Regions from separate parts of the Mus musculus genome. Here region 2 is linked to region 1. A link is a loop called in an ENCODE intact Hi-C map of the cell type or tissue named here. Cell type or tissue: left cerebral cortex. All regions are shown on one strand. Each heading gives the region's core, and the rest is flanking DNA. Links, peaks and the distances in the headings are about the cores only. Region 1 overlaps Pgap1 (post-GPI attachment to proteins 1). Region 2 overlaps Sf3b1 (splicing factor 3b, subunit 1).

Region 1 (12,682 bases), core at 1,900-9,899:
TCTCTAATCCCTCTAGTAATTGCATGTAGCCAATTTTATTTAACAAATAGTTTTAAATCAAGGAACAAGGTTTGCACAGCAAAAGCTTGTAAAGAGAATTCAAGAACTCACTGTAGGCCTAGACCTTCTGGTACAGAATTTAGCATTACAATACATAGCAAAAGATCAAACCTCAATAATTCCCCTTTTTGTCTAAATAGAAACGGTCTTTCTCTTATAATAATAAACAACAGGGACTGGAGAGATGGCTCAGAGATTTAGAGCACTGTCTGTTCTTCCAGAGGTCCTGAGTTCAATTCCCAGCAACCACATGGTGGCTCACAACTATCTGTAATAGGATCAGATGCCTTCTTCTGGTGTGTCTGAAGAGAGTGACAATGTGCTTACATACTTTAAATAAATAAATCTTAAAAAATAATAAACCATATATAGTAGGAACAATAATGAAATTATTATAAAAATTATTAGGTAAGGGTTACATTGAAAAGTTCTAGTCTATATTTGACAACTCAGGAAAAAGTATTCTATTAGCTATCATATCCTGGTGACTTCAGAGTTCTGTACATAAATCATTTTCTAACCTATTAAATACCTTTACAGACCTAGAGCATCTTCTCAAATCCTAAACAACTTCTAGTAAGACTATGACTTTCTAATCTTTAACCCATCAGAGACCCGAGAAGGGATAAATACTACCTGAGTATTCAGGAAGCACAGGATGCAGCTTCCAAAAATAAAGCAATGACAGAGACAGCTGACACTTAGATAGTCCCCCCATATTCTCTATAATGCTGGAGCATCTATCTTTAAGCCTTTTGGCCCACACTATCTGACAGACCTTTGTGAAGCAGGAATTAGGAAGCAGTAATTGCTTACCCTGTCTTGGCAGAGCTTGGCGATTGACTTCCCTACCCCTGTTTGTCCTTTCTGGACAGCATTCTTTCTGCAGATGAAGTTAGGGTATTTTCTGTGCCCAGTGGCTAGCTTGCCACAGTTGAAGCAATTCCATGTGGAGGCCTTTTGATGCTCATCTTCTTCCTAATCGAATGGGGTGCTGCCAAGAGCTGACATGTCTCAATGTCAGAAAGGCCTTAAATTAATAAAAACATCTTTAAATCCATAGTCTGTGAGTCTCTGAGGTTTTTGAAGACTTATCTATTCATAGCATATCGGAATCAACAAATGTTGTGTTTCCAGCTACCTGTTATCTGTACAACCCAGGGTGTATATTTCTGTGATAATCCAGACTAGAATTTAACATAACCATGAGTTTGATTGACTGACTGTTAACTTGCATTACTTAATTGTCCTAAACAGTTTGTAATAGCAGCTATTAAAAAGACTGGGACTAAACCTTGTATTTTTTTTTAAAGATTTATTTATTTGTTTAATTTTTATGAGTACACTGTAGCTGTCTTCAGACAGACCAGAAGAGGGCACCGGATCCCATTACAGATGGTTGTGAGCCACCATGTGGTTGCTGGGAATTGAACTCAAGACCTCCTGAAGAGCAGTCAGAGCTCTTAATCTCTCCAGCCCTAAACCTTGTATATTTAAGTGAGTTGCATAGGCACAATGCCTGTCTTAAGAGTTGAAACATACATATATTATGTTGTAACAAAATTATACTTAACTTTTGTATTAATATACAAATATTTATACCAATGAATGCCTTACACCTATACCAATATATTAAATTTTGTACCAGTGTAACAAAATATAACTTTATTTTTGTATCAAAATATAAAAATCTGTACCAATGTAAGAGTATGACTATACCTTCTTTTTTTTTTTTTGGTTTAAGAGTAGATAATCCATCCGTATTTGTCTAGTTTGTAATATTACTATATCCCCTGTTTTTCCTTTCAACCCCCTGCCCCTTAGCTAAGGGGGGGGGAGGGAGAGAGAGACACTGGGTAAGGAGGAGGAGGAGGAGGAGGAGGAAGAGGAGGAGGAAAGAGAGATTTCTGAGGCTAAGTTCCCTGTTTTGTTTTTTCTCTGTCCATGAGCATCATTATTTGTAATCATTCCCTAAAATGACAACATATCTATAACTTATAAAGTGACCAAACCATTAACACAACTTAAGGGAATGAGACAACAGTCCTCTTATAAGTGTTTATTGATGAATTGGGGTAAAGAATTCCTTTTGGGGGGCCCAAAAGGATATTGGAAAAATGGATTAGTCCAGTTTGCATGCTGAGAAAGTGCAGGCTTAAATGAAATGTGAAACAGTTTAGCTGCAAATCAGCACCTCCAATTCTCGGTGTCACTAATCTCTTTCCATCTAGGTTTATCATAGAAAATACCATTGGTTTTCTTTTTCCAGCCATTAAACATGGGTGGTATGTGTTTAATTATTCTTAGGTGCTACAGCTTCAACTTTGTTATTTTTGGGACCGATCCTTGGCCTTTTAAGAATTACCTATTTGAAATTTAGCATGTCAGAACTGTACCATAATAAAATTAAGAAATGTTGCTGTTAAAATTGTTCGAATCCTTTGTATTGCTTCTAATAGTCATGAATGAGTGTATGTTTAGGAAAAGAATAAAAATCTGAAAATTACATGTTAGCAACATTTCTATTACATTTTGCACAGTACATATTGATGAGCCATGTCATTGAGTTAAAAATGATTCCAAATACACTTAAAATTAATCTTTCAAGATTGAACCTCTTTCTTTTATTCTTTTGTTTTAAATTTATTTTACTATTTTTTCTTAGTTTTTTTTCTCTTTTTTTTAGAGTTTTGATCATATTCACTCTTTTCCCTCAACACTTCTCGGATCATTTCCCCACTCTCTACCTACCCACCATTTTGACTTTCATTTTTGTGAATTTTTCAAGACCAATTTGTGCTGCCCAAATATTCTTGGACGTACGGCCTTGCATTGGAGAGTGGTCAGTTCACTCGAGGCTACACTTTTAGGGAAAAAATGATTTCTCCTCCCAGCAGCTAATAATTGCCAGTAGCTTAGTGATCTGGTGTGGTGGTGTGTGCCTAAGTTTTCTCTCCTTGCTAGGATTTGGTCTGGCATGGGCTTGCACAGGTTTTGTAAGCTGCTACTGAAACCCACTGTAAATTCCGAAGTGCAGCTGCCCTGCTGTGTCAAGCAAACACTTCCTTTCAGTTTTCCACTTCCTCCAGTGATTACACTCTTTCTTCCCCCTCCTCTACAATGATCCCTGAGCCATGGGAAACAGGGTGCAGTACATATCTTCCCTGTAGGGCTGAAATTCTGTAATCCACTCTTCTCATCTCCTTGGCCAGTTACCGATCACTGGGTTAACCACCATCTCTTGCACACAGAAGCTTCTGAGGGTGAAGGCTGAGAGGTGCATGGATCTGTAGGTATAATAATAAGTCAAAAAGAGTCAGTTTAACCCTGTGTTCATTTAGCAGCATAATGGTAGGTACTCCCCTAGGGTCTATGACGTATCTAGCCATAGGTTTCTAGTCCAGTAATGGTGCAAGGTACGTGTTCTTGTAGAGGAGGACTTAATTTTGATCAGAAAGTTATTGGTTACTCCCATGATGTTCCTGCCACTGTTGCAGCAGGTGGGCGTGTCTTTCCAGGCCGGGCATTGATGTAACTTTCAGGGTTCACAGCTGGGTGCGATTGATAATTACTTTCCCCCTTTGGTAGGGTGCACAGCATCTCTTAGCACTATTAGATAGCTGCTAGGGATGAAGCTCCCAGGTCTGTATCTGCGTGATTTCAGCATCTTCTAGAACTCAGTCACGTGGCCTCTTCAGCAATGGGAGCTCACTGTCTACTAGACCCTTGTATTTGCTCGACAGATGGTACACCCTTCAGCTGCATCCTCATCCCTGAAGAATGTATTTTCAGTACCACCAGGTTCTCATTGTTCTAAAGAACAGCAATGGTTCACCTCTAAAACTGCCAGTCTGAGTGATTCTTAAACTTAGGGAGCTTTTCCTGAGTTATAGGAAACCTACTTTCTGATTTCTTATTTCATTAAATCAGAATCAGAGTGAAAAAATATTTAAGTAGTCACGGGTTTTAAGCTTTTGATGTGTGTGGTGTGTGTGTATGTGTGTGTATGTGTGTGTGTGTGTGTGTGTGTGTGTGTGTGTGCGTGTGTGTGTGTGTGTGTGTGAATATGAGATTGTGAAAAATATCCTGGTTCCTGGTTGAGCTAAGGCTAGAAACCCCAGTGACCTTGAAGGGACGGTAAGTGTTTTACCTGTTCCCAGAGGAACCAGGCTCCTGGCTGGCATAAGGCTTCAGCCCTCCATAGATTTGTGATCATCGGTCACATAAGGGCAAAGCCCCAAAGCCCTCCACAGGGATGTGTCCTGTGATCTCAAGATAGATCTCCATTTTAATGAGGCACCTAAAGGCCTGGAGGACTTAGCCAATAAACTCTCCTTCCCAGACACTCCTCCCTGCAAAAGGTATTTAATCTCAGGCCTGCCCTGACAAGCCAGTATATTTTTACTCATCTACTTTCCACCATGACAATAAATGCCTTAAAACCATGGATTGTCTCTTTTCACTGGGATCCATTGTGGGGAGCCATAGAGGCCTTTGCCTTTAGAGCCACCATTTAACCTCCCGTAGAAGGTCTCTCTACACTCCCAGCCACAACTAAGCTAACCCAAGCCCAAGCCAGCTGCCCACTGACAAGCCAAGGACTTCCCCCCATGGGGCCAGCCGGACCTCCCTCTTTTCCCCCTCAGCCCCTGCTAGATCCTGCCCGCAGGTCCCCACTCTATTCTCAGCTCTTCCTCAGCACCCAGTGGCGCCTGGTGTCCGAGAGCCTACGAACCAGACTTCCTGGCCTTCTTGCAGACTGTGCTCCATACCCCCAGTGCTATAGATAGATAGATAGATAGATAGATAGATAGATAGATAGATAGATAGATAGATAGATAGATAGATAGATAAGATAGATAAGATAGATAGATAGATAACTTTTAACAGATTCCCGGTTTATACTTGGTAGAAATACTACCTTTAAAAAAAGGAAAGAGGTCCTGCACTGGGCCAGACCTTAGAGGGTCATCTCTGACCATAGCCTTCTCACAGGGTAAGAGGGATGCGTATCCTGAACAGCTTATCTCCCTGTGGTTCACGCTCTTATGCTCAGACCATGATTCAGGAAACTAAACTCTGAGATTGCTCAGTTATTTTCTTTTGGAGTGTGATCATGTAGCCCACTTACTAAACTAAACTTACTATAGCTGGAGCTGTCCTTGAACTCCGGATCCTCCTGCCTCCCCAGTGCTGGGTTTACACGTTTGCAGTTCCTGCCCAGCTCAGTTTTTCTTACTCATATCCCCCAGGCTCTTTCCAGGGCCTGTGTGTGCCTCTTATATGTCTTTGTTCTAAAGCAGGTATGCACAAATCTAAATTGAACTGCGGCCAGGGTGTGGCTCTTCAGTGGAGCTTGGACTTTCATACAGGGTTCCTGAGATGGGGGGTAAAATTAGATTGGGAGGAGAGAGGAGATACAGCAGTAGACCAGAGATCTTCTCTTCTGTGTTTTCATAATCCGGTGTGTGGCTTTGAAGTCTCTGAGAATCCTTAACTTTAACTCTGCTTACTAAGTTCTCTCAATAGTTTGTCAAGAAAAGAATAGAAAATACTTAATTTAGTAGTTTTGCACCTGTTTTTTACTTTAATATTTTTTAGCCCCATTGATAATTGTCCAAGGCTCTCGATGTGTCTGATCTTGGTACACTTGCTAATGCCTCAAGTGCCTAGTGCTGAGATCTTGAGAACTTTGTAGAGCAAATGTTTATTGCCATGCATGGGGTCTGATGGAGGAACACAAAGCATTAAGTTTTGATGCTGAGAAGAAATGAGATTTCCTTTGTTCTGGTCTCAGCTGAGTAATCAACATTACGTTTTTCTTACTTTTCATACATGAAGTGAAAGATTGCCTGGAAACTTACCACTTTAAATTTACTGCTAAATTTAATAGGTAAAATCCTAAGCATGAGCTTTTCTTCAGAAGTGTAATCCTAAAATTATTATGGTACAGCCCTGGTCGTTGTAGGAACTTAAATAATAACGTGCGGTAATGGTTATCCAAAGCAGAGTAGCTAAGCCTTCAAAAACTGGAACACTTTTGTGACATGGGAAAGTGTATGTGTCTTTTTTGAAGACCATTTTATTGAGGGCACTTTATATACAAAAATGCATGTATTTAATATATACAACATGATGGGATTGAACACAGGATATAAGACACTAATGTCTACAACTCCTTAGCAAAGTCTATGTGGTCTTTGAAAGAAGATGAGAGTTTCTTTGCCATGTTTTGTGGAGCATCATTCTTGTTTGGTACAGAGCTCTGTTTGTGTGTGAACTTAATGAAAGGTACAATTTGGCCTTTTTCTCTACTGACACATTTAGTAAGTCTCAGTATTTGTACTGTGATTGCAAACATGGGGGAATATGCAAATTTCTCAAAATAGGGAAATGGGAATAGCATTATTTATAGACCAAATAGCTTAAGCAAAAATGCAGGTAAATATTAGCATTATAAGCATTGTTGCATGAAATGGCTTGTTTTTCAGAATTTCTTTTTTATTTCCTTCCAGAGTTTTATATGAATGTAAACAACTATTGGATTTTAAATGCTCGGCACATAAATTTGACTACACTTTCTGTGGCTGGAGGATTCCGGGATTACCAAGTTCGTTCAGGACTGACTTTTCTACCAAAATTGAGCCATTACACCAGTGCCTTATCTGTTGTGGTAATTATTTTAAAGATTCTACATAGTAATATAGTAGACACAATGGAACATCAAAAGGGAAATAGTATATACCTGCTGGTAAATGAGTGTCAGTAGCAGACCTTGTGTGTGAGTGTGTGTGTGTGTACATGCATTGTGTGTGTGTGTGTGTGTGTGTTTGTTTCCTTTTTTCTCTAATCCATTTGGTAGTGTGTTGCTGCCAATATTTATATATCTCTGATGAAAATATTTTACTTACAGAATTTTTCCACACTGTCTATAGTAGAACTTACCTCTTCTCTTTTTTTTTATTAGATATTTTCTTTATATACATTTCAAATGCTATCCCGAAAGTCCCCTATACCCTCCCCCAGCCCTGCTCCCCTACCCACCCACTCCTGCTTCTTGGCCCTGGCATTCCCCTGTACTGGGACATATAAAGTTTGCAATACCAAGGGGCCTCTCTTCCCAGTGATGGCTGACTAGGCCATCTTCTGCTACATATGCAGCTAGGACTCTTCTCTTTTAACTCTCAAGTAGTTTATAATTTTTCACATTTTTATGTGTGCTATTAAAGTCAATTAAGAAGTAACAGTTTTTCAATGTTTATCTCGGCAGTTAAGTTAGATTTATGTTCATTGGGTCTAGAAAATTGATGAGTTTACAACCATAATTGTGTTTGTAGCATAGGTTAAATTGCTATAGTATATTCCTATATAAGTAACAGTATCTTAAATATAAATGGAGTTTTACTGTGAAGGTCAGTGAGTGATTTCTGATACAGGACCTGGGCTGATGCCAGACACCCACCTGGAATACTTTACTTTCAAGTTCATCTTAGTGACCACTAGTTCAGCTGATAAGAAATCAGAATCGGGTAGAGCACAGGGTTGAAAAGGCACCCATTACTTCTTTTCATTAGAGGAAATCGGCTACTTCCTAAAACAAGAGAGGCCAAGGGAGTTAGCCATGCTGTCTGTTGTAAAGAATGAGTGACTTTTAGTGGACAGTTAATGGTTCCATGAGCAACCACTCTTATAAAATGTATTTATTTTTATTAGTTACATTTGTTCTCTGACAATTGCATTAAAAATATAATATATTCTGATTACTCTCCAATTCCTCTTACCTCCCTCCCACCCTGCCAACCTCCTTCTTTACAAATCGATCGCATAGTCACATGTGTTTTGATTTGTGACGCACTGAGTTTAACCAGGGCTATCTGTGTGACCATGAGTGTAGATCTATCCTTTGGAGCCTGATGATCCCTTACCTGTAGGATCTACAACTGCTCAGCATCTGCCAATAGCCTGATGATCCCTTACCTGTAGGTCTACAACTGCTCAGCATCTGCCAGTAGCCAATAATGCAACAGTAGGGCCTCACGAGCGACTCCTCCATCCATAAATGACCTGCTGACAGGGCAGTTCTTGTATGGCCGCATGCTAGTAACTGCGGCTAATGTGGGCTCATGCTTGCAGTGGCTTGACTTCGTAGAAGATGGCTTTTCACAGCTGTTCTCCTTGTCGTGGGCTCCCAGTTCTTTCTGCCCTTCCTGTGCAGTGTTCTTTGAGCTGTAGAGGAAGGGAGGGTTAGTGTTTGTGTGTTGCCTTTATAAAGTCAAAGAAAATAAAGCACTTTTATGTTCTTGATAATGGTAAATGCTGCCTGCTAGTAGCTGAGCTGTTTCTCTGCTCGGTAGCTATTTAAATCTTAGAACCAAAGAGAACTCTGATTGTCAGGATTTTTAGTAATTTATCAGCAGTAGTCCCCAAATATATAAAGTACCCATAAATTTATAAAAGGGGTGGGGAGGAATAAGAGTTATAGAGTGCAGAGTTAGAGAGACCAGTACATAATATGTACTGATCATCATAATATGTATGAACAATACATATTATGTTAATGTATGGAAATGTCATAATCTCCTTACTTTGTGTTGTTAGTATATGCTAATAAATATTAGGCACACTCCTGATTATAAAATCTCATCTTAGAATAAACCAAGTAGTAGTTTACTCAAAACTAAAATCCTGAAATATCTATTGGAACTTTTGAAAAAATTTATTTATGTATTTACATCCCAAGTGCCTCCCCTTCCCAGTCCCTTTTGCATTTATGTAAAAGTAAAAAAAGATCTTTATGTAAGAAAGCTGTGGCATTTAATAAGATTCTCTAATAAGATTCCTTATTAAAGGAATGTTAAGGTCAACTTTATAATTGTGTTTTTAAATTGTGTTAAATGTTAAACTTTAGCATAGGATCTGTGTTAATGTTCGTTTTAAAAAAGTAATAGAAGCTTGTGAGAACCAGAAATGATGTTAGTTACATTATATAGGAAATAATATACTTGGATCATCTTTTGTAAAAAGTAATAAGTTTATTCAAAGAATTAAACAATACAGTAAAGTTAACATTATGTGTTTCTAAATATTAGTCTGAAAAATCCAGCAATAGGAAATGGTAGATGTGCTTGAGTTTAATTCTTCTCCTTTTCCCCTTAGAGCTCAGCAGTGCCTAAGACCTGGGTCTCAACAGACCACCTCTCCATCGTGTGGTAAGTTACATATTACACTGTTGATTTTTATAGTGCTTCTTTCTCACTGATGCAGTAATCGGTTTGCTATCTTTCATAGAATTTGACCCATAAATAAGTCCAAAAGTGAAGGATGAACTGGGTTGAAAACTCAAAACTTGGTTCTTGTTTGTTTGACCATGGTTTCCTTGACAACCTGTAACATCTTCTGAAGAAGCTAGATCACTCTGTCTTCAGCATCAAATACTAAATTTAGGGTTTGCCGTAGCTGGGCAGTCAGATGTGCCTGCAGAGGACCGAACTTCTGAGCCCCTGGCCAGTCACTGCACCCAGATACAGCTAATGTGGTGATGGCTGCTAGGGAGCAGCAATGGAAACCAGTTAGAACTAGATCTATACTTAATATATAGAAACATAAGAGATTACATATGGATCAAGAAAAGCAAAGGCTCTTATGTCTAGCTCCTTGGGTTCTGGCTTTAAGATTCTTTTATTCGGGCTGGAGAGATAACTGGTTAAGAGCACTGGCTGCTTTTCCAGAGGTTCTGAGTTCATTTCCCAGCAACCACTTCATGGCTCATACCCTTCTGTAATGGAATCAGATGCCCTCTTCTGGTGTGTCTGAAGACAGCTACAGTGTACTCGTATGCATAAAATAAATAGATCTTTTAAAAACATTCTTTTATCCTACCTTCATCTGCCTGTACAAGCCACAGTGTCTTCCAGATCCACATAGTTCAGGCATGTAGGGGGAAGCAGATATAATGTATGGAAGTTACATGGGCAGCAGAAAGGCTGTTCTACTATCATACCCAGAAAGATTTCATTTGCTTTGCTTTTCTATGTTTCAACCTTAATACATACACTTAGTAAGAATGATCTGCTGGAAACCTTTTTAGTGTACAGCATTAAAGAAATATAATGCACTCCATTAACTAATAGAATTGTGCATATCTGAATCAAAACTGACAGTTGTCAGCTTGTGGGAGTGGGGGAGGTATGTTTGGTAGAGTCCTCATTCCCTTATGGATTACCCCACACTCATGCATATATGGGTGGGACTAGCTGGAATTAGCGAGTTAAAAAGTGAATTAAATTTAAGAGGAGGACATGAAGTTGGAAAGGAGGTGTGGTGTGGGAGATGTGGGATGGGTTGGGGAGGAAGCAAGGGGTAGATGATATGATCAAGATAAGAAATTTTCAAAGAATAGAGTATGATCATTTCTAACATATTTTATTTTAATAAATAAATGATTAATAAATAAATTTGATTTAATAAATGACAACAATTTCAATTTTTAAAAAAAGTATGTGTTTTAAGAAGATTTTATGTGCTTCCTTTATTTTTTAGGTGTAAACAATTGCAGTTGACTACAATTCGAGCGTTCTTTGATCTTATTGATGCCGATACCAAACAAGTATGCACTGTTAAACTGAAAGCTTGTTTTAGCAAAGTGAAGGCTTTTGTTAGCACTAATAGATTTAATTCATTTCAAAATGGATACTAAGAGAAACCTGGACCTTCTATCAACTTAAATAAGTTCTGAAATGGAAATATCTTTGCATCTTCTGGTGTGCTATATAAACCATTAGTTCAGGAAGTGGTGAAACTAAAGAGCAAAGGGTCCTTTAACTCTGCCATCAGTTCTTTGAGCAGTTCAGAGTTTGATATATATTTCTCCGGCTTTTATTTTTAATTTATGGGAAATATTTATTACAGACTAATATTTTTTCTTAGTAATGCATTTTGAACATCATAATCTTTCTTACTAGGTTCCCTTGAACCATGTTTTAAAGTTTAGCATATTAGTAAGATCAAAATGTACAGTCATTCAGGAACTCACGCTCACCAGAGATTTACCTGTGTACTGTCCAGGTCGAGTCATTGCTGTAATGAGACCTCGTATATCAATTCTTCAGACCTGGTTTCCAGTTGTTCGGTTAGCAAGCACAGAAATCACCATGCCCTGAACAGAACATCACTCTACTTTGTCACTTCCTTAACGACTGCTGGGTGGGTTGTGGTAGCAATCGTTTCAGCTTCATTAACAGGCCTGTGTTCATTAGCTTCCAGGTCTTCTGTGAGTTAGGAACAAGCTGATATGACTCATCTTAAACTGCCTTCCCTCGGGTCATTTTGCAGTGCATCTTTGTTCCATGGGAATGGTTTTAAGAGCTGTGGCTCTGGCTTCTTCCTCCTGGAGAAAACATTAGTGTTTGAGATAGTCTGTTTTCATTATAACAGAGCATTATAGCCCCAAATCTTAATAGTTGAGTGAGTTTAAACAGATTATTTCTCTGTGCCTTAGTTTTGTTTTTTGTTTGTTTTTTTTTTTTAATTTTTCTGAGGATTAGAGTTAATAGTGTATTGTTTTAGAACCGTGCCTGGCTCAGGAAGAGTAAATATTGAGTCTTACTCAAATGCTTCATCAAATTGTCATGATGTAAATGATCTAGATGATATTTAATGTTCTTTCTAGATAACTCAAAAGCCTAAGAAGAAATTGTCCGTTTTGAATCACCATTTTATAAGACACCCAGCTAAACAGTTTGAGGAAAATCCGTCCATAATTTCTGACCTAACAGGTTTGTGGTAATAACCTTTAAAGTAGAACTTTTCATGATTTTTGATAAATCTATTGTTAGTCCACAGTTAGTATTTGGTACTAGTGGGAAATTGGAATACTTCAAATATTATGGTTCCATTTTTTACTGATTTCCTTATCAGGGTGCTAACAAGTTGGTTTGAAAGGGTAAAGTGAAAGGCAAATTGTAAGATAAAAGTTTTGTGCTGGAATTTATTGGATAATTAGAAAGGTTTTGGCATTACATCCCCTTGTTTTTTCCTGATAGTCACCCAAAGAGAGAGGTGTATTATTTATAGCATCTTTATTTCTCCGTCATTCACTCTTTGACCTTCTTTTGAGTTACTAACACATCATTCCTTTGATAAGTTTGCTCTTAAGCATACACTGTGGTAGTAACGTAAATGTTTTGCATGGGGAAAGTCATGCTGATTTCCTTCTACTGAGAATCCATTAAGCTAGAGATGCTGAGTGGCTTTGTAATTCTTACTTGATGTGAACACTGGTTGGTGATGCTAAGCACGAAGAGTGCATTTCTGCATTTTATCTCTTAAAGCAGCCCGTGTGTAAGGAACCATGTGTTTGTTATTGTTGATAAGTATTTATCAGAATTCACAAAAGAAAGAAAATTTGTAAAATGGAAAAAAACCGAGGCAAATAAATTAATTTCCTTCACATTAAGGGACATCTATGTGGGTTCCAGTAAAAGTGTCCAGATGGTCCTATGTGGCTTATAATGTAAGTATTCTATCAATGTATTTTTGTCCAAACTTATATTTATCTTTAAAAGTTAGGAACTTTTAAGAGCAAATTACATCTAATTTTCTCATGATTTGGTAAGAATACCTT
Region 2 (12,682 bases), core at 2,382-10,381, 470 kb before region 1:
TCTTCTGTCTTCTTCCCTTGTAAAAGGGAGTCAGCCTGAGCCAGGATATGTGTTTTGGAAATAGTTTGAGACAAACATGCTTGGGTCTAAAATGGGGATTATTTCTCTTTCAGAGTTATCTTTTACAAGCTTAAGCAGCTCATGGCAAATTACCAACACATATATATTCACAAAGGTTTATAACCCAGAATGTTTTGTGTATCTTTAAAATTCTATTTATTTTAATTTGCATTTTTTTCATCTGCATTTATGTCTGTATTAGGGTATTGACTCTCATGGAATTGCAGTTACAGATAGTTGTAAGTCACTGTGTGGGTGCTAGGAATTGAACAGGGTCCTTTGGAAGAGCAGCCAGTGCTCTTAACTGTTGAGCCATCTCTAGCCTTGTGTTTTAATCTAGTGCTTTTTACATTGTTCAGTTCCAAATGAAAGCTGTAAATTTGTTTTCATCATAAGCATTTGCAAATCAGTAAGCAAAATGATATCTAACTTCCACTGAAAGATACATTTATTGTTTTGTTTTTTTTTTTGTGCAATAGAAAATTTGTAGTTATATCTCTAAGGTGTATAGGTATGTGAAACAAAATTCCTTTGCTTTGTACAGACCCCTGGGCATACCCCATCTTTAAGATGGGATGAGACACCGGGTCGTGCAAAAGGAAGTGAAACACCTGGCGCAACCCCAGGCTCAAAAATATGGGACCCTACACCGAGTCATACACCTGCGGGAGCTGCTACTCCTGGGCGAGGCGACACACCAGGCCATGCAACCCCGGGCCATGGTGGTGCAACTTCCAGTGCTCGTAAAAACAGATGGGATGAGACCCCCAAAACAGAAAGAGGTAGGTACTTTAGTGCAGTGTAGATGAGTGTGTGGATGAGGTGTTGACTCCAGCATTTTGTCTTCAGACTGAGGTCCTTATTTCCTAGTATAAATATAGATTTCTATAAATAACCAGCTGATGTGGATGTGCCTAAACCTACCAAGTTTATAAAACTTGTTTTTCTTGTACTGTTTGTCTCAGTACCCAAGCTGAAATCTGTTAGAACCTTTCTTAATAACCTTTCGACTTTGGACTGGTGACGTGGCTCAGAGGTAAAGGCTCTTGCCACCAACCAAACTGGAGGACCAGGGTATGATCCCTGGGACCCACATGGTAGAAGGAGACACCAGCTCCACAGGTAACCTCTAACCTCCACATGTGTATCATGGCATGTGCTCCCCAACATACACAGTAAAGAAAGGCAACACACTTCAACTTTGTTTAAATTAAAATTTAAAAAACTTAGGTAATATTGTACTCAATTAATTTCCCCTCTTTTGAAGAGGCTGAAGGTTTTAGGAAGAATCTTTTTTTTTTTTAAACTTAAAAAAAATTGTTGTGGATACTATTAGCCTTCTTTCTTTCCTCAGCCTCCTGTGAGTACGCTGTGTGTGTGTGTGTGTGTGTTTAAATGCACCCGTTTTAACCATTTTTAATGTGCACAATTTAGTGGCTTTAAGAATATTTCCAGAGTTGCACAGTTATGACTTTGACTGCTATTCACTTCTATGTTTTTTTCAGTGATCCAAACATACTGCATTCTTTAGATACAGATTTTCCTTTCTCCCATTACTTTCTGGCTTCTGCCAGGCTATATTTTATATCTCTCTCAGAAATTTGCCTAAATCTAGTGTTTGCTATATAGTGAAAATAGCTGGAACATGGCTCAAGATGAACAGTGAGGTGTGGATGAAGAAAGTTTTGTTTTTCTGTTTCTCATTAGTTCATATCTGTGGCTTTGTAGTCAGTGAAAAGGAAACAAATACTGGGCAAAACTTTAACTGGATCTTGTTTTAGAAATATACTCCTTTTGAACTTAATCGAATTGCATGTAGGGGAAGCAGCATTTTAAGAGTGTTAATAGTGTGGTTTTACTGATCCTTTGTCTTTCAAGATACTCCTGGGCATGGAAGTGGATGGGCTGAGACTCCTCGAACAGATCGAGGTGGAGACTCTATTGGTGAAACACCAACTCCTGGAGCAAGTAAAAGAAAGTCTCGTTGGGATGAAACGCCGGCGAGTCAAATGGGTGGAAGCACTCCTGTTCTGACTCCAGGAAAAACACCAATTGGCACACCAGCCATGAACATGGCTACCCCGACTCCAGGTACAAATTTTTTTCATCATTCTTTCTCTTACAGCTATTTTAATTTTTTTTGCTGTTTTTTTTTTTTTTTTTCTGGGTTCCACTAATGCTAGCTTTTCTATTAAGAATGTAAATATAAATATATAACTGCCTTGATTTGCATTTGCAATGTAAAAACAACTCTGATACGGACTGATGTTAACTATTTTGTATCTGAAGGGCCTAAGTCTTACACTGTTGGTCATTAACAATTTTGCTTTTTTGGTAGGTCACATAATGAGCATGACACCTGAACAGCTTCAGGCGTGGCGGTGGGAGAGAGAAATTGATGAACGAAACCGCCCACTTTCTGATGAAGAATTAGATGCTATGTTCCCAGAAGGATATAAGGTACTAGCAGTGAATATATGATGACTATGTTGTATTGAGGATATGAGTTTTAAATATTTAGTTAAAAAAGTTGCCTGGTAAATTAGCATTGGCCTTTCTGAAATTTACTAATTTCATATTTTTAGGTATTAGTAAGTGCATTTCAGTTTGAAAAAGTAATAGAGATGAAATAAGTAACATGGAGCTTTTATTACTTTGGCAATCCTAATGATTGGTGGGAGTCAGAAGTAGGCGGATCTCTTGAGTTTGAGGTCAGTTTGGTCCAGATAACAAGTTTTAGGCCATCCAGGGCTACAAAAAGATACTCTGCCTCAAACCCCTCCCAGCAGAAACTTTTATTTTGGGGGCTGGAGAAATGGCTCAGTGGTTAAGAACATGTATTGCCTTTAAAGAGCAGCAATGATCTCTTGGAAACCTGAGGTCTTGTGCTGGCCTTCCAGGCTCTGTCTTCAAGTGTACAAAGTTATATTCAGGCACACATATATACACAATTAAAAACTGTCTAAAAACACTATTTTATTTTTAATTATATGCATGAATACGTGCAGGTTTCTGCAGAAGCGAGTATAACCTTCCAGTAGAATTATAGGCAGCTGTGAGCACTGGGATCTCATTTTGAGGTGCAAGTGCTTTAAATCACGGAGCCATTTTTCTAATATCTGCTTTGAGAAAACAACAAAAGCTCATTACTTTTTGAGACAGTGTCTCACTATGTAACCATGGCTGGCCTGCAGTTCAAGGTACAGACAGACCAGGTGACTTTAAAGGCATAGAGTCTTGAAGGGTATGCTACCGCTACTGGCATTTATTACTCTTTCTGTGAGGCATCTTAAGGGCTTCTGGAGGTCCACAGACAGTGCTTAGAGAACCTCTAAATTAGTTTTGTGGGACTGAGCTCAGATAACATGCCGGTTTTATTTGTTAGTTCAATAAAACTTTGTCTCTAAATGACATAGATTGATGGTGACACAAAGAATGTTTTATCAATAATTTGAAATTTATTTTTTGTTTTATTTTACAACAGGACCTTACTCTGTAGTTTGGGTTTATTGAAGTTTATTTTGAACTAAGTACCTATTATCATGGAACTACTTGTTGGCAAAGAGCTGTCTGTGATGATAGCTAGAGTCCGGATCAAGACCTCAGGCTTACAAGGAATGGCCTTTAGAGAGCCTTTCTGTTGACTTTGTCAAAACAATGTGCTGATTTGTGTGCTACCCCCGTTGCACTTAAGCTAGTATTAGATTATTTGCTTTAGATGCACATGTCGTATTGCTTAGTGCTAGAGTATTTGCCCAGGAGGGCAAGGATTTGATTAACCACTATTAATCAGCAAAACTTTAAAAACCAAACCACCTATAGCCTCCTTGTAATATTTTGTATGTGGACAATCTAATAAATATATTTCTCAATTATAGTCCTTGGGTTCCTTAATACCAATAGGAGGAACATTTGTTCTTTTGTGAGTTTACTAATTAAAATCTTAAATACACCTTTAGGTCCTAAATGTAGAGTGACAGCAATGTGTTTGACATACTGTAAGACTCAGCGAATAAATTCTTTTTTAGTCAATAGTCCATGCTGCCCATGGACTGAAATATCTATCATTGACATTTTTAGATATGACAACTAAGGATGTTTGGAGAGGACCTGTGTTAGTCTTTATTGACCTAACAAGAAAGTGTAATTAGCAACAACAACAAAAAGAATCTTACAGCTTTAAACTCATATTTTTAAGACTTTCTTTTTTGCAATGGGTTTAATTTGGTGTTTCTTTCCAAGTGTCTTGACAGATACTTTAATTTTACTCTCATGTATTTAAGTCAAATCTGTAGAGTTTAATCTTAAAAAATGTTTTATAGTATTTAGGTCTTTATGTAAATGGTAATATGCATGATCTTTTTAATCTATTACATAAACCATATATTCATTTCCGCTGAAATGAGTAATTGTAGAATTTCTAACAGTGTCTTTTAGGAAATCACTGAATCGGGTTTTAAATTTTCCAGTTTTGTTAGTTTGACATGTTGGCTTGACAACATGATATTTCAAGCATGTTAAGGTGATGAGAATCTTTTAAAGAGTGCTTCATATATTTTCTTCTTTTCCACTTAAATTTTAATTAGCAAATAATATTTTCTATAATAATCTTAACTTTTAGGTAACATTGCATAGTGGGATATATTTTCTTCAGGTAAACTTGCTAGCTAATACATTGTAAAATCTCTTAAGTGCAGATGCTACTCATTCTGTTGTCTTAAGAGTATATGAAGCCAAGGGCGTTATACTAACATGTTTATAACTCTCTTAGGTACTTCCCCCTCCAGCTGGTTATGTTCCTATTCGAACTCCAGCTCGAAAGCTGACAGCAACTCCTACACCTTTGGGTGGTATGACTGGTTTCCACATGCAAACTGAAGACAGAACTATGAAAAGTGTCAATGACCAGCCATCTGGGAATCTTCCATTTTTAAAACCTGATGACATTCAGTACTTTGATAAACTATTGGTAAGTGGTGATAGCAAAACTAAAGTATTGCTCTTTGTTTGGGAGTTACAAATCATAAATTTGATCTATTTTGAAATTTTATTGTAGGTTGATGTAGATGAATCAACACTTAGTCCAGAAGAACAAAAAGAAAGAAAAATAATGAAGTTGCTTTTAAAAATTAAGAATGGTACACCTCCAATGAGAAAGGTAAGTTCTATTTATTTTTCTATCAAGACAGGGTAGCCCTGGCTGTCCTGGTACTCTGTAGACCAGGCTGGCCTCAAATTCACAGAGATCTGCCTGCCTCTGCCTCCCAAGTGCTGGGATTAAAGGTGTGCACTGCTACTTCCTGGCTTTTTATTTTTTTAGACAGGGTCTCTACATAGTCCTACTTGTTTTGTAATTTACTATATATAATAGGTAGACCAGGTGGCCTAGAACCTACAGAGATCCACCTGCCCCTTGTTCCCAAGTGCTCAGATTAAAGATAATGTATCCCCTTTAATAAACATTGAAGTTGTGTATCACATCTGATTCCTAGTTCTAGGTTTTTGATTTGTTATATTCATTATATTTGTTGGTTATGAATGAGATAGGTTCTTGAACTATCCCAGACTGCCCTGAAACTCGTAGCCCAGGCTGGATTTAGACCAATAGCAAGTCTTTTTGAAACCTAGTTACCTAAGTGATGGAGTTAGCAGAATAAGACATGACACTCTTCTGCCTTGGTTCTGTTAACTTTGTATATGGTTTCTGATAAGTTGCTTAGCTTGGCCATAAGCTTGTTCAGGCAGGGCTTGAGCTTTGGATCCTCTTATTCTGGACTAGCTGCTTGGGATTACAGTCTTATGCTCCCGGCTCAATGAATTTAATTCTTCTAATCAAAGGATTTTTGTTCTGATAAGGATATGAGAAGGCTAAATTCTTTTTCTCCTTGACAGCTTTAAAGTGTTTAAAACCTAGAGGTATTTTGTGGAATATAATATGACTTCCTATATTAGCATCAAATATGACTTGAACATAGAAGGTTGTTCAAGCAGAACTAAGGCATATGGCACATGGCTCCAAAGCTCTACTAAATTATCAAATTATCCTTTTTTTCTTTTTTTTTTTTAAAAACCATCTTATTTATGGGCATGTGCACATGGAGCACAAGTGGAAGGTCAGGATAACTTGCAGGATCAGTTCTTTCCTTCTGCTGTCTGGGTTGTGAGGATTAAACTCAGTTGATCATCAGGCTTGGTGACCTGCCAGTACCTTTTACCCACTGAGGAAGGAGTCTTGCTAGCCCTCTTAAGTTACCCTTTTTTCTTTTATGCTCATCTATTTATTTGTTACACACATGCATGTGTGCATGCATGGTGCAAGGATATGTGTGCAAGTGGACAGGTAGGTCATGCTCCAGGATAAACATGGAGTTCAGAGGACAGCTTTTGGAAGTTGGTTCTCTCCTTTTGTTGTCTGGATCTCAGAGTTGCAATAGAGTCATTATTAGGCTTGGTGGTATATGCACCGTTACCTCTAAGCCCTCACCTGCCACTAAATGAATTGCCCTTTTAAAATGAGTTGCTAATGTTGAACTTAGATAAGAGTTTGAATATCAAAACAATTTCGACAGAAACAAATTCAGACTACTTTATGTAAATTGTCTATAAAAGTATACAGTATATTATTCCTGGTGCAAATTGCCACTTTGGAATGTTTGCTCATAAAAAAATAACTTTTCTCATTTCTCTGATTTTCCTCAGGCTGCCTTACGTCAGATTACTGATAAAGCTCGAGAATTTGGAGCTGGACCACTGTTTAACCAGATTCTTCCTCTGTTGATGTCCCCTACACTTGAGGATCAAGAGCGACATTTACTTGTGAAAGTTATTGATAGAATATTGTATAAACTTGATGACTTGGTGCGGCCGTATGTGCACAAGGTTGGTTTGTTCTCGAAGTAGTGTTTAATGGTTTAACTTTTATTTTTCTGGTTCTATTTTTCCACTGTGTGGAATCTGGAAGTTGTTACTTTCCTTTGTGTGTATATGTAGCCCTGGCTGACCTGGAACTTAGTCCAGGCTGCCCTTGAAGGAATGTGCAATTACTGCCAGGGAATTAAAATTGTTTAACCTATCCCTTAATTAACAAATGTCTTTGATAAATTGATGTGGAAATGTATGTAATTCCTCTTTTTTTTTTTTTTTTTTTTTTTTAATTCTTTCAGATTCTTGTGGTTATCGAGCCACTGTTGATTGATGAAGATTACTATGCTAGAGTGGAAGGCCGAGAGATTATTTCTAATTTGGCAAAGGTATTCACATTAAATTCCTAGAAAAGGAAGTTTGTCTTTTGATGGGTTGAGGATTAATGGTACTAACTTAAGTGGCTGTTGTCACTTTTCTCTTTAGGCTGCTGGTCTGGCTACTATGATTTCTACCATGAGACCTGATATAGATAACATGGATGAATATGTCCGAAACACAACAGCTAGAGCTTTTGCTGTCGTAGCCTCTGCCCTGGGCATCCCTTCTTTATTGCCTTTCTTAAAAGCTGTGTGCAAAAGCAAGAAGTCTTGGCAAGCGAGGCACACTGGTATTAAGATTGTACAACAGATAGCCATTCTCATGGGCTGTGCTATCTTGCCACATCTCAGAAGTTTGGTTGAAATCATTGAACATGGTAAGTGGTGTATCTTTTATAGATCAGCTGTCCTGATGGGGAGAGGTGTATGTGTAATTAAATGAAAGACTTCTCACGCAAATTTTGAAATGGGGTTTGTAATATTTTCTGTTAACAAATTACCATTGCCTAAATTTTATGTACTATAAAAAAATTATTGCAGTTTGGATACATGGTTAGATACATTGCTAAAATTTGGATTGTATTATGAAAATTAGGTGTGGGTACCTACTCATAACCATGTCTGATTGTATAGGTCTCGTGGATGAGCAGCAGAAAGTTCGGACCATCAGTGCTCTGGCCATTGCTGCTTTGGCTGAGGCAGCAACTCCTTATGGTATTGAGTCTTTTGATTCTGTGCTCAAGCCCCTATGGAAGGGTATCCGCCAACACAGAGGAAAGGTGAATCGCTCATTAGATCAGTTTTTGTTGCTAGTAAGATAACCGAAACTTAATTTACTAACGTATATATTTTTAAATAGGGTCTGGCTGCTTTCTTGAAGGCTATTGGGTATCTTATTCCTCTTATGGATGCAGAATATGCCAACTACTATACTAGAGAAGTGATGTTAATCCTCATTCGAGAATTTCAGTCTCCTGATGAAGAAATGAAGAAAATTGTTTTGAAGGTAAGTAATTAGTTGCTCAGTTTGTGGGTATGTGCATGTTTTAGGAAGTTCAGAGAGATCTTTATAACATTAAAAACAAATCAAACCTATTTTTGTACTGTAAAAGTTATTACAGCTTGGATACATGGTTAGATACATTGCTAAAATTTGGATTGCATTACGAAAATTAGGTATTGGTACCTACTCATAACTGTGTTGGATTGTTTTGTGTTTTGCCAGTGCTGCATTTGATATATATATTTCTTTTTTATTAACCTTATAGGTGGTGAAACAGTGTTGTGGAACTGATGGTGTAGAAGCAAACTACATTAAAACAGAGATTCTTCCACCTTTCTTTAAACACTTTTGGCAACACAGAATGGCTTTGGATAGAAGAAATTACCGACAGGTGACCTTTTATTGCTAAACTTTGATTCTCATAAATCTTTTTGACTAATTCTTTACCTACTTAGAATGCATATTACATGCTATAATTTGCTTTGACTGTCTTAAAATTTATACTTGTATGTACTTTACTGTGACAAGAGATGGAATTTTTAAAGTCCATTCTTTCTGTTTGGTCTGTCTGTCTGAGATAGGGTCTCACTAAGTAGCCTAGAAATCACTCTGCAGACCTCAAACTGCTCCATCTGCTGCTGCTGCCATCTTCTATGTCCTGGAATTAAAGGTGTGCTCAGCCACACCTGGCCTCTTTTTGGGTGTCTTTTTTTTTTTTTCCCCTCCCCTCCCCTCCCCTCCCCTACCTCCAGATTTATTTATTCATTTTATTTATTTATTTAATGTAAGTACACTGTAGCTGTCTTCAGACACTCCAGAAGAGGGCATCAGATTTCGTTATGGATGGTTGTGAGCCACCATGTGGTTGCTGGGATTTGAACTCGGGACCTTCGGAAGAGCAGTCGACGCTCTTAACCACTGAACCATCTCACCAGCCCCCCCCCCCTTTTCTTTTAAAAGCATACATTTAATGTGAAATTCCCATTAACTAGTGTATTTAAAACTTAAATGTTTATTTTTTATGTGTATTAGTATTTTGCTTGGACATGTATCTGTGCACTATATTTGGTGTGTGTCATGCCTGCAAGGGGCCAGGCCATCAGATCTTGTATTGGAATTGCAGTTATGAGCCACCATGTGGGTCCTGGGAATTGAATTTGGGTCTTCTGGAAGGAACCCCACCACTATCCCCAGTTTTCTAGCCCAGGCCCTGTGTGTATGTATATATGCATATGTATTGTGTTTAAATTACACTTACTTACTTGGTCTGTATATGTGCCTCAGGGCATGCATGTGTGAAGAGAGCAGCAGGCAAGAGTTCCCTCTTCCAGATGGATCATGGAGATTAAACTCAGGTTATCAGATTTGTTGGGAAGTGCCTTTTACCTTTTGAGTCTTCCCTACAGCCCTGTTTGTTTCTTTTCTTTTGAGACAAAATTTTACTTTGTAGCTGAAGCTGGTCTCAAAATCTTGGTCTTTCTGCCTCAGCCTCCCAGCTCAACAGTACTAAGCTATGAGCTGATGGTTTTGTCTGGTAAATTGAAGCTTTAGCTAGCTGAAACCTAAGTATAGTTTTACTTAGAATTGTTTTTGTTTTGGAGATAGGATCTTAAGTTTTGGGCTGCCTTGGGCCTTGTCCATCCAGACTGGCATGGAATTTGAACGATCCATATCTAGGTGCTCTCACAATTAAAGTTTAGTATGTTTTATTTCCTTGGAAAAGTAATAGATTTAAAGAGTTTTGTTTTTGTCTTTCAGTTAGTTGATACAACTGTGGAGTTGGCAAACAAAGTAGGTGCAGCAGAGATCATATCTAGGATTGTTGATGATCTGAAGGATGAAGCTGAGCAGTACAGGAAAATGGTGATGGAAACAATTGAGAAAATTATGGGTAATCTAGGCGCAGCAGATATTGACCATAAACTTGAGGAACAACTGATTGATGGTATTCTCTATGCTTTCCAAGAACAGACTACAGAGGTAAGGGTAGCCAACCACCTTCTTCCTTGCTTTTAAATTTTATTTTGTGTGCATATGTGTGGGTGAAAATTAGAAGGAGATTTTGGGGATCAGTTGTCTCCTATCACCACTTGTCTCCTGGGGCATGGGCATGAGGCTTGGAAGCAGGCACTTTACCAGCCGAGCCATCACCCTGGCCTGTCACAAACTTGATTATTGTGGCATATTGCCATTGACTTTCATTTATGTAGAAAACCTACTTTTATTGCCATTGACTTTCATTTATGTAGAAAACCTACTTTTATTTCTTATTTTTTGAAAACCTACTCTTAAAAGCAGATATCCCTTTTATATATTTTTTAAAAGATTTATTTATTTATTTTATGTATATAAGTACACTGTGTCTGTACAGATGGTTGTGAGCCATCCTCTCGTTGCTGGGAACTGGATCAGCCCTGCTTGCTATGGCCCAAAGATTTATTTATTATTATACATAAGTACACTGTAGCTGGCTTCAGATACACCAGAAGAGGACATCAGATCTCATTACGGGTGATTGTGAGCCACCATGTGGTTGCTGGGATTTGAACTCAGGACCTTTGGAAGAGTAGTCAGTGCTCTTAAACTGCTAAGCCATCTCTCCAGCCCAAGCAGATATCCCTTAAAAGACATTTTAGTGACCAGTTGTCCTCAGTTTAACATGTTTTTTTACCTCAGATTTTTTGGTTTAAAAACAAATGGGATGTTTGGGTGGTTGGAAAGATTGAATATTATTGAACAATGAACTTTCAGTCAAAACTAAATTATATATTTTTAGTGATTTGTTTTTGTTTTTCTAAATATAACTTAACTTTTCTCTTTTAGGATTCAGTAATGTTGAATGGCTTTGGCACAGTAGTTAATGCTCTTGGCAAACGAGTCAAACCATACTTGCCTCAGATCTGTGGTACAGTTTTATGGCGTTTAAATAACAAATCAGCAAAAGTTAGGCAACAAGCAGCTGACTTGATTTCTCGAACTGCTGTTGTTATGAAGACTTGTCAAGAGGTAATCTATTCTACCAGATGTATATTTTTTAAAACAGGTATCTTAATGGAAAAAGTAACATTTTTAACATTCCTTTTATTTAGGAAAAACTGATGGGGCACTTGGGTGTGGTGCTGTATGAATATTTGGGTGAAGAGTACCCTGAAGTATTGGGCAGCATTCTTGGAGCACTGAAGGCTATTGTAAACGTAATAGGTATGGAATTTGCTGGTCATGTGAGAATTTGGCCTTTTAATTTTCTTTGTATTTTGAAAGCAAGATGTAAAGTTGTATTTAGGAGTTTGTTTTTTTTTTTTTTAATCTTCTTTTCTGGAGCACTTTAGGATTGTCAGATGTAACCAATCTCCCTTACTATTATCTATTTATATTTTACTTAAAAATGTTAAAAAGGAGAAATTTAGTACAGAAATTTAAAGTACAGAAATAGTAACAGCCCAAAATGTTTTGAGTTAATGGAAGAGAGGGCTCTAATAGAACTAGTGTATCAGCTGAAAAATAATCTAGCATCTTCTGTAAGAGGAAGGAGCAACCCTCAAGGTGTAATTTAGTTTTAGAAATTTCCTTTCTATGGTAAGGTATTTTGACTGGTTGAGATTTATTTATTTATTTTTTTTATACTATGAGTTCAAAGAAGATGACTTGGTTAAAAAAAAAGACTATCACGTCTTTTATCTATAAGTTAAAAACACAACAATCTCAGGTATGGTCACTCTTTTTCAAGGAATTATGATGAAGCAAACAAAAGGATTCCTGGGTTCAAAATCTCATTGTATTTAAACAGTGTTGAAAGTAACTCCTTTAGGACTGTGAAAGGGTTAGAAAAGGCTGAGAGTTCATAGGACCTGGCTGTTGGTAATCACTGTTCTTCCCATTTTGGGGAAAGGAGTAAGTAGTATAGAGCAGTTTAGAGCTTTAGCAGAATACTCTTTTAGCTCAGATATGTACAGATAATGACTTGCCAACAGTCTTTTAGCCACTTGTGATTCTCTGGTTTGCCAGAGTTGTAAACCATATGGTTAATCTGACAAACATGAGAAAAGCAGTGGAGAATCAGAGCTTCTAGTAATTCTAGTTAGATCAAGAGCCCTTGCTAGCTGTCTCTTTTTCTCTCTTCATAGGTAATTTCATGGAGACTAGAGGTCTGATTTGTTTTTCAGTTATAGGGACCCGTACTGATTTGATCTGACCTAGCTTTGGCTTATATTGTTGTGTTTGGCCACAACATAGGCTGTCCCCATATTTAAATGTCAGTGTACTAATAACATTTCAAAAGCAAATAAAATCTTTTTGTTACTGCATAACCCTCTTTTTTTTTTTTGTTTTTGTTTTAAAAATCCCTTCACTGATTTCTTTGATTTCTAAATGTAACAAG

The links. A loop is a pair of places that touch in the nucleus more often than their neighbours do. Peaks named below come from ENCODE experiments on the same cell type or tissue, not always from the same donor. Only the 100,000 strongest peaks of a DNase experiment are listed, where the experiment ranks them.
Region 2: a loop joins it to region 1, with 2.9 times the contacts of the local background. A loop is called at or near these places in 6 of 42 quality-filtered maps.

The regions. Positions count from the first base shown.
Region 1 is chr1:54,530,006-54,542,687 of GRCm38, reverse strand. It overlaps Pgap1 (post-GPI attachment to proteins 1), which reads left to right. Exons shown (of 27, transcript NM_001163314.2): 5 at 6,576-6,733; 6 at 9,217-9,269; 7 at 10,600-10,666; 8 at 11,729-11,834; 9 at 12,516-12,571. It overlaps Gm51623 (a long non-coding RNA gene), which reads right to left. Exons shown (of 4, transcript XR_003947821.1): 2 at 8,038-8,286; 3 at 7,523-7,651; 4 at 2,726-3,347. Among named protein-coding and RNA genes, the nearest start is that of Gm51623, 17 kb to the right of the region's middle. In left cerebral cortex, for the core only: no CTCF peak of the experiment used is centred there; no DNase peak of the experiment used is centred there.
Region 2 is chr1:54,995,640-55,008,321 of GRCm38, reverse strand. It overlaps Sf3b1 (splicing factor 3b, subunit 1), which reads left to right. Exons shown (of 25, transcript NM_031179.2): 7 at 605-842; 8 at 1,939-2,151; 9 at 2,399-2,520; 10 at 4,832-5,029; 11 at 5,117-5,218; 12 at 6,760-6,939; 13 at 7,224-7,310; 14 at 7,408-7,678; 15 at 7,935-8,080; 16 at 8,161-8,307; 17 at 8,570-8,695; 18 at 10,063-10,284; 19 at 11,128-11,310; 20 at 11,394-11,505. Among named protein-coding and RNA genes, the nearest start is that of Sf3b1, 25 kb to the left of the region's middle. In left cerebral cortex, for the core only: no CTCF peak of the experiment used is centred there; no DNase peak of the experiment used is centred there.